Linked DNA regions of Homo sapiens: region 1 is linked to region 2. Evidence: read pairs that join two places in POLR2A ChIA-PET (ENCODE). Cell type or tissue: HepG2. All regions are shown on one strand. Links, peaks and the distances in the headings refer to the core of each region. The heading gives the core; the rest is flanking DNA. Region 1 overlaps HEMK1 (HemK methyltransferase 1, mitochondrial release factors N(5)-glutamine). Region 2 holds the start of RASSF1-AS1 (RASSF1 antisense RNA 1).

What was found. Peaks named below come from ENCODE experiments on the same cell type or tissue, not always from the same donor. Only the 100,000 strongest peaks of a DNase experiment are listed, where the experiment ranks them.
Region 1: POLR2A ChIA-PET joins it to region 2 with 7 read pairs; 7 of 35 experiments call an interaction of 5 or more read pairs at or near these places.

What each region holds. Positions count from the first base shown.
Region 1 is chr3:50,584,253-50,592,281 of GRCh38, forward strand. HEMK1 (HemK methyltransferase 1, mitochondrial release factors N(5)-glutamine) reads left to right here. Exons shown (of 11, transcript NM_016173.5): 11 at 1-8,029. Among named protein-coding and RNA genes, the nearest start is that of HEMK1, 19 kb to the left of the region's middle. RefSeq lists enhancers at 1-416, 6,206-6,325, 6,336-6,395, 6,466-6,555, 6,576-6,685. In HepG2, for the core only: a CTCF peak has its summit at 6,814 (motif pointing right); DNase peaks (open chromatin) are centred at 4,149, 4,959 and 6,799; H3K4me3 peaks cover 521 bases.
Region 2 is chr3:50,332,720-50,340,748 of GRCh38, forward strand. RASSF1 (Ras association domain family member 1) reads right to left here. Exons shown (of 6, transcript NM_007182.5): 1 at 7,837-8,029; 2 at 5,186-5,292. It overlaps RASSF1-AS1 (RASSF1 antisense RNA 1), which reads left to right and starts at 4,792. Exons shown (of 1, transcript NR_109831.1): 1 at 4,792-5,581. RefSeq lists silencers at 4,196-4,505, 4,576-4,755, 7,857-8,029 and enhancers at 4,827-5,398, 5,226-5,485, 5,566-5,655, 7,222-8,029. In HepG2, for the core only: no CTCF peak of the experiment used is centred there; a DNase peak (open chromatin) is centred at 4,802; H3K4me3 peaks cover 2,478 bases; H3K27me3 peaks cover 247 bases.

The DNA of each region.
Region 1 (8,029 bases), core at 2,007-7,006, 250 kb after region 2:
GATCTCCTCCTCATGACCTTCTGCCCTGGACAAGCCCCCTGAACTGGATTTGGGACTGTCAAAGCAACTCTACCCCTGCTCTGGTAGGCTGAACAGTGACCCCCCAAAATGGCAGTGTCTTAATCACCTAAACCTTAACATGTGACTATATTACCTTCACATAGCAAAATGGACTTTGCAGATGTGATTAAGGATCTTGAGATGGAAGGAGTATCCTGGATTTTTCAGGTAAACTGAGTATAATCACAAGGGCCTCTGTAAAGGAGGCAGGAGTGTCAGAGTGACGGAAGAAAATGTATGTAACAATGGAAGCAGAGGTCAGAGTGATGCAATTGCTGGAGGAAGAGCCATGAGCCGAGGAATGCAGACAGCCTCTTCTCCTCTGGGGCCTCAAGAAGAATGCAGTCCTGCCAATACCTTGATTTTAAGCCCTGTGAAACTGATTTCAGATTGCTGACCTCCAGAACAGTAAGATCATAAATTTGTGTTGTTTTCACATGTGTGAAAACACATGTGTGATAATTTGTTACAGCAGCCACGGGAAACGAATATAGATTGTGGTGCCCAAATTAGAGTGCTGCTGTAACACACGCCTACTGATTGAAGTGGCTTTGGAATTGCAACGTGGAAATGGGCAGAGGCTGGAAGAATTTTGAGAGTCATGATAAATTGCCTTAACCACCTCTCTTCTGATAGGTGATGTGGCCAGGGGAACTCTTCCTCAACCTTCAGACCTAAACTGCCCAGGCCCCCCCTTTTTTTACTCATATTTGGAGAGAGGTGGCCCTTTCCCAGAGTGAGAAGACTGAAAGACTGACCAGCATGGGTCCCAGAAGGGAGTGGGTGAGGAATGGGACTGGGATGTGGGGAGAAAGTGCAAGGCTGGCCTCCATGGCCCATCTCCAGAGACTGGGTCCAGAGAGGACCTCAGAGACTGGGACCAAGCCTGTTCCTGCTCTCCTGTGGAGTTATGTGACTGGCCCAGGACCCCTTGGGTGTGTGAGGATGAGCAGGGGCCCTGTACTCTCTGGGTTGCAGGTACTGCATCTGTGAAATGAGCACAGCAGCCCCTGACTTTGAGCTAATGGGCCTGGCCCCTCCATGTAAGCCATAGGCCTGAGCAGAGCTGTGTCACCATTCTGTTCCTATGGTGGAGTGGGGCTATCCCTGGGGTTCTCAACCTCCTGGTTCCTAAAACTGAATTGGCCAACTGGTGCCCTCAGCCCTGTCCCTGTCCAAGCTGGGACTAGGACCTCCCTTTCCAGGGGTACTAAAGGACTCTGGAGACACCATCCCACCCAGCCAAGGCTTGGGGCTCCTGAAGCCAGTCCTAACCCAGGAGCCACATGGAGAGCTACTGGGAGGCCAGACATGGGCCTCATGCTGGGTTTCAGAGCTGAGAAGCTGGGGGACAGAGAGCATGGACACCTGGGTTCAAGGGTCAGCTTGGCCCCAAATCACCTGGATACGCTTTGGATGAAGCCAGGAGGGCCTGTTTATACTGGAAGGGGTGGATCATGGCAAGACTTATATTCAATCCCTGATCTTTTTTCCCAGAGAGGGATGGGGCTTACTTGAAGTAACACAGCACTTGACTCCTGACTCCCAGTATGATGCTCTCATCTCCTATTGCTTCCAAAGGCCTGGGGTTAGTTAATTAAGTCAATTAGGTGGTGCTCATATGGCTGTCCATGTAGCTACTAAACCCAGGGATTCTGGCCCATAAAGCCCTCTGGGCCAGGTTTATGGGCAGGTAAGAGTCACATTAGGCCAACTGTAGCCCTGGGTGTGCAGACAGATCTGAGTCCCATCTGAAGCTCTGGTAGCTGTGGGAGGAGAGCAGGATTTCCCCCGCTTGCGGAATGAGTGGGTGCCTTCCCCTCTGAGGTAATTGGCTGTACAGCCCCCAGCCTCTGCCCCCCAGGGCCCTCCTGAGGTGTCTGGAAGGACCTTTGGGATCTTTGGCCTCATAACCAGAAATCAGAAGCTTCAAATTCTAGAGGCCCCTTTTCTTCCAAAGACTACCTCTCACACATACAGCAGTCCTGCAGGAAAATGGTCAGGAAAGGCTAATTTTACAGCTCACAAAGTGGGAAAGGCAGGGAAGCCTACCTCAGCTTCATGGAAAGCCCTGAACTGGGCTGACCTCCACCTGCCCCAGCTATGCCTAAAGGGGGAGGGTGAGACAGCTTAGAGTAGCCATGCCCCGTGGCAGGCAGGCCTGGCTAAGTGGCCCCCTTCCCAGGGGCTGGGGTCTTCCCCAAACACTCTACCTCTCAGAGCAGAGGATGTCACCTTATTGCTCCCTCTTGTACTAGGTCTGCGGCCCTCTTCTGGGGCATGTGGCTGGGGAAATGGTGGGATCAGATATCCCCTACTGAGCCCAGGGAGCAGATTGTTGGTGCCTGAAGCGCTCACAGAGATCCCTGTGGTACAGATGAGGAAACTGAGGCTTAGCAGGACAGGAGCAGGGCTGGGGCACGAGCCAGGTCTCTTCTCTGGCTCACAGCTGCCAGTCCTTCCTTTGCCACCTGAAGACCCCCCACCCCACCTGGCTTTCCAGGAACAGGCCTGCCTGCCTGGAGAGGCGTCCAAGTCCCTCTGCTGTTCCTGGAAGTCAGTGTGAGGCTGAGCTACGTGACCAAGCAAAGCAAACTAGGACTACAGGTGTGAACAACCCTGCCTGGCTAATTTTTAATTTTTTTTTTTTTTTAGAAACGGGGTCTTGCTATGTTGCCAGGGCTGGCACATGGGGTTTTTAGTTGTCCCCACATTACAAAGTTGAGGACACCAAGGCTCAGCAGGGTGCAGTTGCAGGTCAGGTTGCATAGCTGGACAGGAAGGGAGGATGAGGCTGCCATTGGTGTCCATTTGACTATCAGAGACGCTGAGGCCAGCATAACTAGGTCCTGGGCTGTCCCCTGCAGAGCTTAGCGCAGAAGTTACCTGGGCTTGTGGACCCTTGGAGCAGGAGCAAGGGTTTCCAGGGCTGTCCCTAGAGGGCTTTCTAGAAGACCTGCAGCTGCTCCTGGGTGCATCTCCTGAGGTATAGGGCCAGGGCCTCAGTCTCTCAAGACCTACTTTGTGTCAGGCACCAGGGAGATGATACCAAGTGGAGGGTCCTATAGAATATGGTGCATCCTGCGCCAAGTACTTCCAGGATTATCTTACTCAACCTTCATGACATCCTCAGAGATGGAGGCTGTGAACCCTCTCGTTATACTGACGAAGAAACAAACTGGGGCTAAGAAACTTGCTCATAGGCTGGCTGAGCTGTGATTCTGGCATAGGCTGAGTGACCTGGAGCTGGAGGCCTTAGTCATCACACCAGGCTTGAGGAGGGGCGGATAGGACAGGAATATACCAGGCAGTAGGGACAGTCTGGACAAAAGCCTGGAGTTCTGCAGACATGCGGGTAGGGATATGTAGGGGTGAGGTGGTGCCGAGAGGTCCCCTTGGCTGAGCTCTGAATGCATTTCTGGGGACCAGGGGCCTAAAGAGCTTTTTGAGCTGAGTTACAGGGTTAGAGAAGCATTGAGGCTGCTCTTTCTGGCTGCCAGGAAAAAGGGGCTGGGGCAGGAGGCTGCAACTTGTCCAGGGTCTGGAGGTGGCTGGGGTCTGTAGCAGTGGCATCAGATATTCTGGAACAGAACTGACTCACAACCATTGCTGAGGGTTTGGATGTGAGATGGCCAGGACCACAGTGGGCCCAGGGATCTGATTGGGACCTGGGGGAAATGGGGCCACCCTGAGTTGGAGACTGGGGTGCTGGGGGGAACAGTCGGGGAGCTTGACAGTGTAGGATGCCTTCAGAATATCCGAGAAGCAGCATTGGGGCGTCTGGAGATGCAAATGTGACCATGTGGGGACACAGTCCAAAGGCAACCCTTGAGGTAGAGTTGTGAAGACCACTCTCCTAGACCTGAGTGCTGGCGACAACAGTACCGGGCATCTGCAGTGTGTAAACTAGTGCCAGGTGCTGCACACACGTGGTCATAAATCCATCTGTTGGCACATCAGGGATCCCTTCCTTGGCCCACTGTATGGATGAAGGGACTGAGGCTTAACATGCCCAAGGTCACACAGCCAGCAGCTGGCCATGCTGGAGTTTGAACCTAGTCCTCTGACATCCCAGTCAGGAGAGGCGTGAGCAGGCTGCCGAGGCCAAATGCAGCCCAGGGCCTCAACCCCCCAGAGGGGCCTCAGGAGCCAGTTAGGTGCCCCACAGCCAACGTGGGCTCCAGGGTGAAGGGGAAAGTGATGAATCAAACAGAAAGCAGCAGACGCAGACTGAGCTCTCTCCCTGTCGGCCCGGGTGCCAGATTTTCACGCCCACAGCAAAGGGGCCAGGCAGAGCGCTAGGTGTGGGGCAGGAGAGGGCAGCGAAAGTGGCTGCCACTGAACCCAGACTCTGATGTACTCCGGATATGGGTGGCGTGGACTGACAGACACCCAGCCCAGTTCCAGACTGAAAGTTGAGTCTGTCTCAGCATGTGAGGATATGAAGTTTGCCTTGTCATGGGGAGCATTTCAGGTCCCTAGGCCTGTGAGGTTCTGGGATGAGGCACCAGATGGATGTGTCTAAAAACCCTTGTTGAAGGCACTCCACAGCTCAATAACTGACCATTGCTCACTACTCTCTTGGCCCGCACTGAAAGCCACTGTTTCTTCATCATTTCACTCAGCCCGCCTGTCTCAGCCCCCCAGAACTTTGGAGCTCATTCTTTCAAAGTACATTTCATGTGCAACTGAAATACATATTTTTAAAAAGATAAAATGAGCATCTAGTTAGCAAAAATGTATTTTGCAAGTGCAAATTCTTTCTTAGCATACAGTCCATCAGGGCGAAGAGCAATGAACACAAATGTTTGAACTGGGGGCTGGGATGGTAGTTGTAGTCTTATGTTGGTCTCAATGTCCATTTTCTTTCAGTGTTTGATTTTGGTAGCACAGGACAAAGTGACCGCTGATTCTCACAGATAATTGTTTACAAATGCTAGCACTGTGTCTGAAGCCCACCTTGCAGTCTCTTTGATTGACAGGGACAGCAAGAGAAGCCTTATCTCAAGCTCAGCACAAACCCTGTTCTCTGAGCACATAGGAAGGATTCTAATGTGTCATAATTTGGTGCTGTGCCCATTTGAGTCTGTGTGTGGTTTTTAAAATTGGGTTTTTTTTTTTTCAATAATTAAAAATATGAGCTGGGCATGGTGGCACATGCCTGTGGTCCCACCTACTCGGGAGGCTGAGGCAGGAGGATTACTTGAGCACAAGAGTTTAAGACAGCAGTGAGCTATAATAGCGCCACTGCACTCCAGCCTGGACATCAGAGTCAGACCCTGTCTCTAAAAAAATAATTTTAGGCCGGGCGCGGTGGCTCACGCCTGTAATCCCAGCACTCTGGGAGGCTGAGGCAGGCAGATCACCTGAGGTCAGGAGTTCGAGGCCAGCTTGGCCAACATGGTGAAAATCCGTCTGTACTAAAAATACAAAAATTAGCCGGGTGTGGTGGCTCACGCCTGTAATCCCAGCTACTTGAGAGGCTGAGGCAGGAGAATCGCTTGAAACCGAGAGGCAGATGTTGCAGTGAGCCAAGATCACGCCATTGTACTCCCACCCAGGCAACAAGAGCAAAACTCTGTCTCAAAAATAATAATAATAGGCCAGGCGCAGTAGCTCACGTTTGTAATCCCAGCACTTTGGGAGGCCAAGGATCACAAGGTTAGGAGTTCAAGACCAGCCTGGCCAACACAGTGAAACCCCGTCTACTAAAAATACAAAAATTAGCTGGGTGTGGTGGTGGACACCTGTAATCCCAGCTACTCGGGAGGCTGAAGCAGGAGAATTGCTTGAACCCGGGAGGCAGAGATTGCAGTGAGCCAAGATCATGCCACTGCACTCCAGCCTGGGCGACAGAGCTAGACTCCATCTCAAAAAAAAAAATTTAAAAATAATAATTTTAAAAAAATGTTTTAAAAATGAAAGAAAAGGAAGAAGGGAGGAGGAAGCCAGAAAGAAAGGGGCCGTGCAGGGTGGCTCACACTTGTAATCCCAGCACTTTGGGAGGCTGAAGCAGGCAGATCACCCGAGCTCAGGAGTTCAAGACCAGCCTGGCCAACATGGTGAAACCCTGTCTCTACTAAAAATACAAAAATTAGCTGGGCATGGTGGCTCATGCCTGTAATTCCAGCTACTCGGGAGGCTGAGGCAGGAGAATCGCTTGAACCCGGAAGGCGGAGGTTGCAGTGAGCTGAGATCACCTCACTACCCTCTAGCGTGGGCGACAGCAAGACTGTTTCAAAAAAAAAAAAGAGGAAGAGTGAAAGGATGGACGAAAGGAACTCCTGTGGGGTGGGGCATCTGGGGCACTTGATGCCCCACGTGACCATTCCCTTCCCGGAGGTCTGCCCCAACTGCTCCAGCCCCCATAGCCTGAGGCTCCCGGCACCTCCCACCCAGCATCTGTCACAGCAAATCAATCTGGGCCACATGCTCCTGAAAGGTCCTTGGGAGCCCCACCAGGCTCCAGTGTGGTTGCCCCAAGTACTCCATGAGTAGACATGGGCTAGGGACTTACCCAGGCCCTTGGTGGTGCCTCCAAGGGTGGAAAGACTGGGGGACCCTGTGCCCCTGAAAGCCCAGAGTTTCACTGTTTCTGGGTACCTTCATTTCTGGGAACTAACTGTGCTTTGGAAAGAGAGAAATGAGAAGCAAAACCCTAGGGCCCCAGTATCACCCCTCCTTTCTGTCTTCCTTCCGCTTAGTCACAGCCAAGAGCTCAGTACCTCAGCCTCCCTTAGGGCCACTAGGTGGGGCAGAATACAAGGTCAGGCGAGGACACAGCATCTGGGACGAGTCCTTTCCTGCCAACAGCCTCCGTGAGGGGTCCTAGGATTGCTGAGGGCTGAGACCACCTTCCCAAAGTTGGGGAAGGGGTAACTGAGGCTGTCATCTGGCCTGTCTCACCTGTCTTACCTGCAGGCCCATCATTCCTGCACAGTCATTTATTAGGCACCAACTGTAAGCCAGGCCCAGGAGGTTGGATGGTTCAGGTGGGGCCCTGGCCTTGCAGAACTCATGGACTTGCACATAGACTCCTCCTGACAGGCCCCTCATGAGTAGCTGGGTCCTTACGATTTTTCTGGTCAGCAGTGGGGAGCCGTGGGAGGCATTAGGCTCTGGGGAAGCCAAGCAACATCACATGTACACAGCATAGAGACTCACACACCCTTGCACAGGCACCCACACGTACGTGTATGTTCATGGGCGTGGGCCTTGAGCACCGGGTCCCGTGAGCCACTGCACCTGGCCAACTGGGTCCATGTCCATAATCATAGGTGTCCACGCAGGGCCTCCCTTGGATGGGGGAGCTCCAGGCTCTGGAAACCAAGCCAGGGTTGCATGCATGCACGTGTGTGTGTGTGTGTGTGTGTGTGTGTGTGTGTTTGTGTGTGTGTGGTGTTACTCTGCCTCAGAGGCCCAACCACTGCCTCCAAGTCATGGGAGCGCAGAGCCCATGTAAGCTCAAACACTGCCCCATGTCATAGAAAAGAGGGCCAAAGATGGGGCTGGGCGTGGTGGCTCACTCCTGTAATCCTAGCACTTTGGGAGGCTGAGTCGGGTGGATCACGAGGTCAGGAGATCGAGACCATCCTGACTAACACGGTGAAACCCTGTCTCTACTAAAAATACAAAAAAATTAGCTGGGCGTAGTGGCGGGTGCCTATAATCCCAGCTACTCAGGAGGCTGAGGCAGGAGAATGGCCTGAACCCGGGAGGCGGAGCTTGCCGTGAGCGGAGATTGCACCACTGCACTCCAGCCTGGACGACAGAGTGAGACTCCGCATCAGAAAAAAAAAAAAAAGAAAGAAAAGAGAGCCAAAGCTCAGAGAGGGCCCATGACTTGCCCAGTGTCACACAGCAAGGTGAGGCAGGTCTGGGAGGGAAATGAACCAGACCTTATCCACATCCCTGACCTTTTTGGCTTCATGCTTGGAGCTTGGCACCCCCTGAGAACCACACTCCGTTG
Region 2 (8,029 bases), core at 2,194-7,193:
AGATTGCAGCTACAGTAAGCTATTATCGTGTCACTGCACTCCAGCCTGGGGAACTGAGTGAGACCCTGCTTCAAAACACAAAAAACAAAAACAGGCTGGGCACGTTGGCTCACGCCTGTAATTCTAGCACTTTGGGAGGCCGAGGCGGGTGGATCACCTGAGGTCAGGAGTTTGAGACCAGCCTGACCAACATGGAGAAACCCCGTCTCTACTAAAAATACAAAATTAGCCAGGCGTGGTGGCACATGCCTGTAATCCCAGCTACTTAGGAGGCTGAGGCAGGAGAATTGCTCAAACTCGGGAGGTGGAGGTTGCAGTGAACTGAGATCGTGCCATCGCACTCCAGCCTGGGCAACAAGAGCGAAACTCGGTCTCAAAAAAAAAAAAAATCAGTAAAATCACACCTCAATTGCACATTCTGATCACAGCACCCTAGTTGAGTTGGAGTGAGGGTTTGTCCTGGAGAAGGCAGCCCATTTTTCTCCTCTGCCCCGGCACGGGGCCATGACCCACTGCAGGGTGAGAGGAGTGGAGAGTGGTGCACATCAGTAGTCCAGCCACCAGTGGACAGAGTAGTACTTGGAGCCAGTTCTCCATGTCTCACACATAGTGAGAAAAATCACTGTGACATGATGTTTAACCTTGACCCAAGCTGCATAAAAGGCAGCTTTAGGCCAGGCTCCAATCTGCCAGAGGTACACAGGCAGCTTCCTGGTGGGTTTCTGCACCTGCCTGTGCTGTCTGGAGATTTGGCCCAAAGATTTTTTTTTTTTTTGAGACGAAGCCTCACTCTGTCGCCCAGGCTGTAGTGCAGTGGCTGGATCTTGGCTCACTGCAAGTTCTGCCTCCTGGGTTCAAGCGATTCTCCTGCCTCAGACTCCCGAGTAGCTGGGACTACAGGCGCGTGCCACAACAACACCCGGCTAATTTTTGTATTTTTAGTAGAGATGGGATTTCACCACATTGGCCAGGTTGGTCTTGAACTCCTGACCTCAAGTGATCCGCCTGCCTTCACCTCCCAAAGTGCTGGGATTACAGGCGTGAACCATCGTACCCGACCCAGAGATTTTTAACTCGACCACTCACTCCCCACCTCATCTAGGGACTGGATTCTTGCCGGAAGGGTGGAGTGTGGGACAGGGCAGCCAGGGCTCTGAACCGACTTTCTTCTCCCAGACTCCCTTGGCCCCACTGCATCAGCCTTACTTCCTGTTGACGTCAGATAGGCCCTAGTTAGAATGCGAGTGTCACAGACACAGCTAAGCTCAGCGCTGACCAATACTTTGTCCCAGAAGAATTCCCACAAGGTTTCCTGTAGAATGATCTTGTGCCTAGCCCAGGAGAGCCAGGGTTCTCCCTGACTCCGCCCTGGAGTCCCCTTAAGCACTTAAACCATCTGATGGGGACAAATGGAGAGGACAGATGAGGGAGCAGGGTGGAGCGTTTTAGCAGAATGCTCCTTACCCAGAACCCGCTGCTATTCTGCAGCCAGCAAGGATGTGGGGCTAAGAACTAAGGCCAGGGCCTTACAGGAAAAAGGTAAAGGGGGAGGGGTGGGAATTTAAGCTCATTTTCTTCCCCAAGTATCCAAAGGTCTCCTGGATGGAGAAGAGCACTGGAGTAAAAACCCCAGTACAAACCTTACTGGGGACAGTGGGCAACCTTGTCGGGTTAGTAAAAACAAATGGTGTGGGCCCTGGAAAATGAGGGCTGGAGGCTGTGAATAAAGCAGTGGATGTGTTTGTTCAGTACACCAACGGGAAGAAGTACCCAGATGGGAGGAGTACTAGGGGCAGGAGAAATGCCAGACAGACTCTAGTGCCAGGGCAAGAAGGAAGATCATTTTGTTTGCAGAACAGGGAGGGCACAGGGATGGTGCTAACTTGTTCTTGTGATGGCTCTGAGCTCCTACCTAACAATGAGAAAGCTTGCTCCTTCTTCCCTTCCTGGATGACCCAGGAGCCCTGGGCTGGGATGCAGTGACCTCATTTCCAGCCCCTTCCCTTCTGGTGATGAACCTCCCTATCTTCACTCAGAAAACAGACTTGGATTAGAGGCACTGCACAGCCCTTCCAGGATTCTAAAGGAGGAAGAGTTTCTTTTTCTGTTTCCAAAGCTGCCTGCTGGAAGAGGATTTCAACAGCCATCCCAGTCGGATGCACAGCAGGACCATGGAATTTCCCTTCTGCACCATAGGGACCCACCCTCCACTCTACCACTGTCCATAAAAACTGATGGTTTTTTTTTTGAGACAGAGTCTCGCTCTGTTTTCCAGGCTGGAGTGCAGTGGTGCGATCTTGGCTCATTGCAATCTCTGCCTCCTGGGTTCAAGCAATTCTCTGCTTCAGCCTCCCAAGTAGCTGGGATTACAGGTGCCTGCCACCACAACTGGCTAATTTTTTGTATTTTTAGTCGAGACGGGGTTTCACCATTTTGGCCAGGCTGGTCTTGAACTCCTGACCTCATGATCCACCCACCTCGGCTTTCCAAAGTGCTGGGATTAAAGGTGTGAGCCACTGCACCTGGCCTAAAACTGATGTTTTTTTCTTTTTTTTTAACATATAACTTGGGACTTCTCAGCCTCCTATTCTTTCTTTTTTTTTTTTTTTTTTTTTGAGACAGAGTCTTGCTCTCTCATCCAGGCTGGAATGCAGTGGCCCAGTCTCGACTCACTGCAACCTCTGTCTTCTGGGTTCAAGTGATACTCCTGCCTCAGCCTCCCCAGTAGCTGGGATTACAGGCACACACCACCATGGCCAGATAATTTTTTTGTATTTTCAGTACAGACGGGGTTTTGCTATGTTGGCCTGGCAGGTCTCGAACTCTTGGCCTCAAGTGATCTGCCTGCCTTGGCCTCCCAAAATGCTGAGATTACAGGCATGAGTCACCAAGCCCAGCCTTCTTTCTTTTTTTTGAGACAGAGCCTCACCCTGTCACCCAGGTTGGAGTGCAGTGGCACGATCTTGGCTCACTGCAACCTTTGCCTCCCGGTTGAAGTGATTCAGTCTCCCAAGTAGCTGGGACTACAGTCACACACCACCATGCCCGGCTAATTTTTGTATGTTTAGTAGAGATAGGGTTTCACCATGTTGGCCAGGCTGACCTCGAATTCCTGATTGCAAATGATCCACCTGCCTTGGCCTCCCAAAGCATTGGCATTAGAGGTGTGAGCCACCGTACTTGGCTTCCTTTTCTATTTTTGAGACAGAGTCTCACTCTGTCACTCAGGCTGGAGTGCAGTGGCACGATCTTGGCTCACTGCAACCTCTGCCTCCCAGGTTCAAGTGATCCTTCTGCCTCACCCTCCCAAGTAGCTGGGATTACAGGTGTGCACCTCCGTGGCTAGCCCTCCTTTTCAATTGGTTAGTGTCTTGTGGTTTTCCCACCTTTCCACAGTGGAAAATGGCTCAGGACTGACTGACATGAAGACAAGCCCAGGGGTCTACACTCAACTCAACCCTTGCACCCAAGCTCTGGGCTAAGATTTTGGCGTGCTGAGCACCACCCATTTTGTAAGGAATTTTGTAAAATTTTATCTGAAGCATCACTCACAACTCCACTTTCTTTACTTAAATAAGGATTTCCGCCCCATTTCTGCCAGGCATACTGAGCTTCACAGTCCCTGTTTCTTTTTCCTGGTGCCTAGGCCTGGTTCTCTGAGCCTGGTGGTCACACCAATGGCATCTGGCACACAGTTCTCCGATAATGGGGATACCTAGGAGGTTCCGAGACACCTTACAGTCCTGGGTTAGTAACCTGGATCTCTTTTTCCACCTCTTTAGGCATTTTATAATCTAGCTTTCCCCCTTCCTGTGGGTAAAGTGCTCCTGAATGCTTATGGTCCAAAACAAGACTTCTTTCCTATCTATTCCCAAATCTTTCTCCAGATCCACCCTAGAGGAAGGGAACAGAATCTTCCACATTCCAGCAGCTGGTGACAGGCCAGAACAGGGAAGAGGTGAGGGCTCAGCTGGCTCCATACAGGAGTGCAGATGGAGGAGCAGGATCTCTCTCTGCCTCTCAAGTTTTCCTAAACATACTTCTCAATTCCTGGCGAGGACTCTTCCCTCTCCACATCCTCCCCTAGTCTCCCCAAGGAGGGAGCAGGAGCATTCGAACGCGGAAATCGAGGTGCTAGTCCAAACTGCTCGGTCGGCTTTAGTCATAGCTGGATAATGCCCGGCTCAGGTCTACCACAAGCCATACAGCTGCTTTTTCCGTGTTCAACCTGTCTGTGACAGAAACCAAGGGGGCCCCGGCACCCAGCATCTAGGCGGTGGAATCGGGGTCTTACGCACGGTTCCGCGGGCAGGTCCCCGGCCAGGACCCGCGGGGAGCCACGTAGCCAGGAGGGTGGGGCTGCCCACCGACCCAGGACGCGGCAACGGACCGGGGAGGGCGGAGCTCCAGCGACCGCTTCCCCTCCCGCCCGCCGGCACCCCCTGGCTCCCACCTGGTCCCGGCGCGGCCTGCGAGCTAGCGAGGTTCGCGCGGTGAAGTACTGCTCGAGCTCCGAGTCCGAGTCCTCTTGGCTGCAGTAGCCACTGCTCGTCGTGCTGCTCCAGGTCATTTCGAAAGAAGGCGCCTCCGCCTCGCCCATAGCCGTACCCGCCCGTCCCCCAGTCCTGCGCGTCCGTAGCCGCCAACCACCGCCCCGGTCGCGTGCGTGCGTGTACGCGTGTCAGTGTGCGCGTGCGCCCGGGCCAGAGCCGCGCCGCAACCGTTAAGACTGAAACGTAGATCGCCGGGATCTAGCTCTTGTCTCATTGGGGCAGGAACGCCGGGGCGGGGACACGCACGCTTCGCCCCCAGGAATGACCTCATCGCTCCGGAGCTCCACTCACAGACCCCACCTACCACAGGGAACGGGGGCGGGTGCCAGCGTCCGGGCAAGCGCACAAGAGTGGCCTCTGGCCGGAGGCGAGGGCGGGAAGGTGCGGGAAGTGCGCGTGCGCGGAGCCTGGGTCAGCCTGGGCCCGGGTCCGCTTGCAGCGGGTGGAGTACTTGCGGAGCCGGCAATCCAGGCTCCCCTCCCAGCCCCCGCGCAGAATTAGCCTCTCTGTGCCGCCGGGAAATCGGCAATTAGAACGCTCCTTGCGCGCGGCACCCAGGCAGCCCTCGAGAATGCCTGCACTGTGGCCTGCCCATCCTCGCCCTTCCCATACGCCCTCGGCCCCGCGCTCACCACGTTCGTGTCCCGCTCCACCGCGGGTTCCCAGCCCAGGTCCCGGGGCCCGCAACAGTCCAGGCAGACGAGCGCGCGGCAGCGGTAGTGGCAGGTGAACTTGCAATCTGCAGAGAGGCCTGGCGGTGAGGCGGAGGAGCTCCAGGTCGGGGAAATGTCCCGGAGATTGAAGGGAAGCCCCAGGGAGAGGGCCGCTGCTCGCCAGGCTCCGCAGGCCCGACCTATCTCAGTGGGTTACCTCACACTGCTACGCGGACTCTAATGTTGGCCACCTGGGCGTCTGGAAACCGGCCGGAAGGCCACAGGCAGAGAGGCCTGCTCAACAGTTGGATCTCTATCGCCTAGCACAGAACTTCCCCTTTCCTCATTGGCAATTAAAAAAACAACAACAAAAAACTGCGTCTTGCTTTTGTCACCCAGGCTGGAGTGCAATGGCGCGATTTCGGCTCACCGCAACCTCCGCCTCCTGGGTTCAAGCGATTCTTCTGCCTCAGCCTCCTGAGTACCTAGGATTACAGGCGCCCGCCACCATGCCCAGCTAATTTTTGTATTTTTAGTAGAGACGGGGTTTCACCATGTTAGCCAGGCTGGTCTCAAACTCCTGATCTCAGGTGATCCACCCGCCTCGGCCTTCCAAAGTGCTGGGACTACAGGCTTGAGCCACCGCACCCGGCCCTTCACTGGGAACGTATATGGAATACATCTGCCCATTTACTTGAAGGAAAAACTAAACACCTTTAACCTACGTCTGCCCTGTGGTTGTCACCTGTCTCTACTCCCCTCAGACCAAGACACTGGTCTCTATACACTCTAATCCTTCGCCTTCACTCTCCCCTCTACCCACTCCAGCCAGGCTTGCCTCTTCCTCCAGGAAACTGCCCGGGACAGGGTCCTCAGCGATCTGTGTACTACCAAATGGAATCCAGTGTTCCATTCTCCATTCTCACCCCCTCAGCATCATTTGAAGCTTGCTCCCTTTGACTCCCAGGGGCTACACTCTCCCAGTTTTCCTCCTACCCCCTGCAGCTCCTGCTCAGCTCCTTTGCAGATTCTGACTCAACTTCCATATCTCACGATGAAGTCTGGGCTCAGTCCTGATCACTGGCCTGGTCTGTCTACATTCATCTGCCCCAGATCCACGGCTGAAACACTGACCTAAACCCTCAGACTAGATCCTCCGTGCCAGTACCTTCACTAGGATGTCTAAAAGACGTTTCAAGTGAACATGGCCAAAATTTAATTCCCTTTTCTTCAGCCTCACTGCTACACTTGCCCAGCTTCCTCTTTGCAGCAAAAATGGCCACTAGGCTCCCAGTTACTGGAGACAAAAGCCCAAACTTATCTTTGATTTCTCCCTTGTCTCTACCTCTGATAAACATGCCCAAATCATCCTGCTTCTTATCTCCATGGCTACTTTATTTCTCTTTGAGAACGCTGCAATGTCCCAGCCTTGTTCTTTTTTTTTTTTTTTTTTTTTTTGAGACAGAGTCTCACTCTGTCGCCAAGGCTGGAGGGCAGTGGCACGATCTCGGCTCACTGCAACCTCCGCCTCCTGTGTTCAAGCAATTCTCCCACCTCAGCCTCCCGAGTAGCTGGGATTACAGGCACCCGCCACTACGCCTGGCTCATTTTTTTTTATTTTTTAGTAGACATGAGGTTTCACCATGTTGGCCAGGCTGGTCTTGAACTCCTGACCTCAGGTGATCCACCCGCCTCCGCCTTCCGAAGTGCTGGGATTACAGGCATGAGCCACCGCGCTCGGCCCCTTGTTCATTCTTTGCATTCTGTCACAACTTTGTGCTCCCCCCAGCTGAATTTGTGATGTCCTCTTGTACCGGATGAGAGGGTCTCCATGCACACACAGACCTGGGACACTATCCATCCACAAGTTCCTAAATAGGCCAGAGCAGTGATGCTCAACCCAGACTCCATGTTACAATAATTTGGGGAGTTTTTAAAATTTACTGATGCCTAGGGTCCACTCCCAGCAGTTGATTCAACAGGTCTGCGGTGGGATCCAGGCTAGCGGGGAGGACTGTAAAAGCACCCCTGGTGATTCCAGCTGGTGTCTACCCAGGGGAGAGCAACCTTTGCTTGCTGGCGATTCCCAGGGGTGCAGAAGGACTGCTGGGTGTGTGGCTGCGTGCATATTTTAGCATCTGATTCACTGGGTCAGAAAAGGGTGTTTGCTAAATAAAGACTCAACAAAACTCCTGCTTGCAGGGGGCCCACCAAAGGTTCTAAATTTTTCCAGGCTCCCTCCCATAGGTGGTAATTTCCCTTCACCCTAAAGGTTCTGGAGGGGGTCATGAGTGTTTGAGAAGAGGCAAGCCTGGGAAGATGGACTCCGAGGACAGTAGGCACAAACCCTTTCTCAAGAAGGGCCAAGGCATTTTAAAGATAAGAAACTTAAAATCAGCGTATTTTTACATATAAGCAGCCACCTCTGCTCATCTGTGGCCCAGATACGAGTGGAGTGCGACAAGGGATAAACCATTTTCGCGCACTCTTCAGCGATGGGGCGAAAGTAACGGACCTAGTCCTCGGGAGCTGTCCCCGCCGACCCCCTCTGCCGCGACTTGACCCGCGGCGACTGCGCTGCCCCTTGGCTGCCCCTTCCGCTCTCGTAGGCGCGCGGGGCCACTACTCACGCGCGCACTGCAGGCCTTTGCGCACGACGCCCCAGATGAAGTCGCCACAGAGGTCGCACCACGTGTGCGTGGCGGGCCCCGCGGGCTGGAAGCGGTGGCCACGGCCAGGGACCAGCTGCCGTGTGGGGTTGCACGCGGTGCCCCGCGCGATGCGCAGCGCGTTGGCACGCTCCAGCCGGGTGCGGCCCTTCCC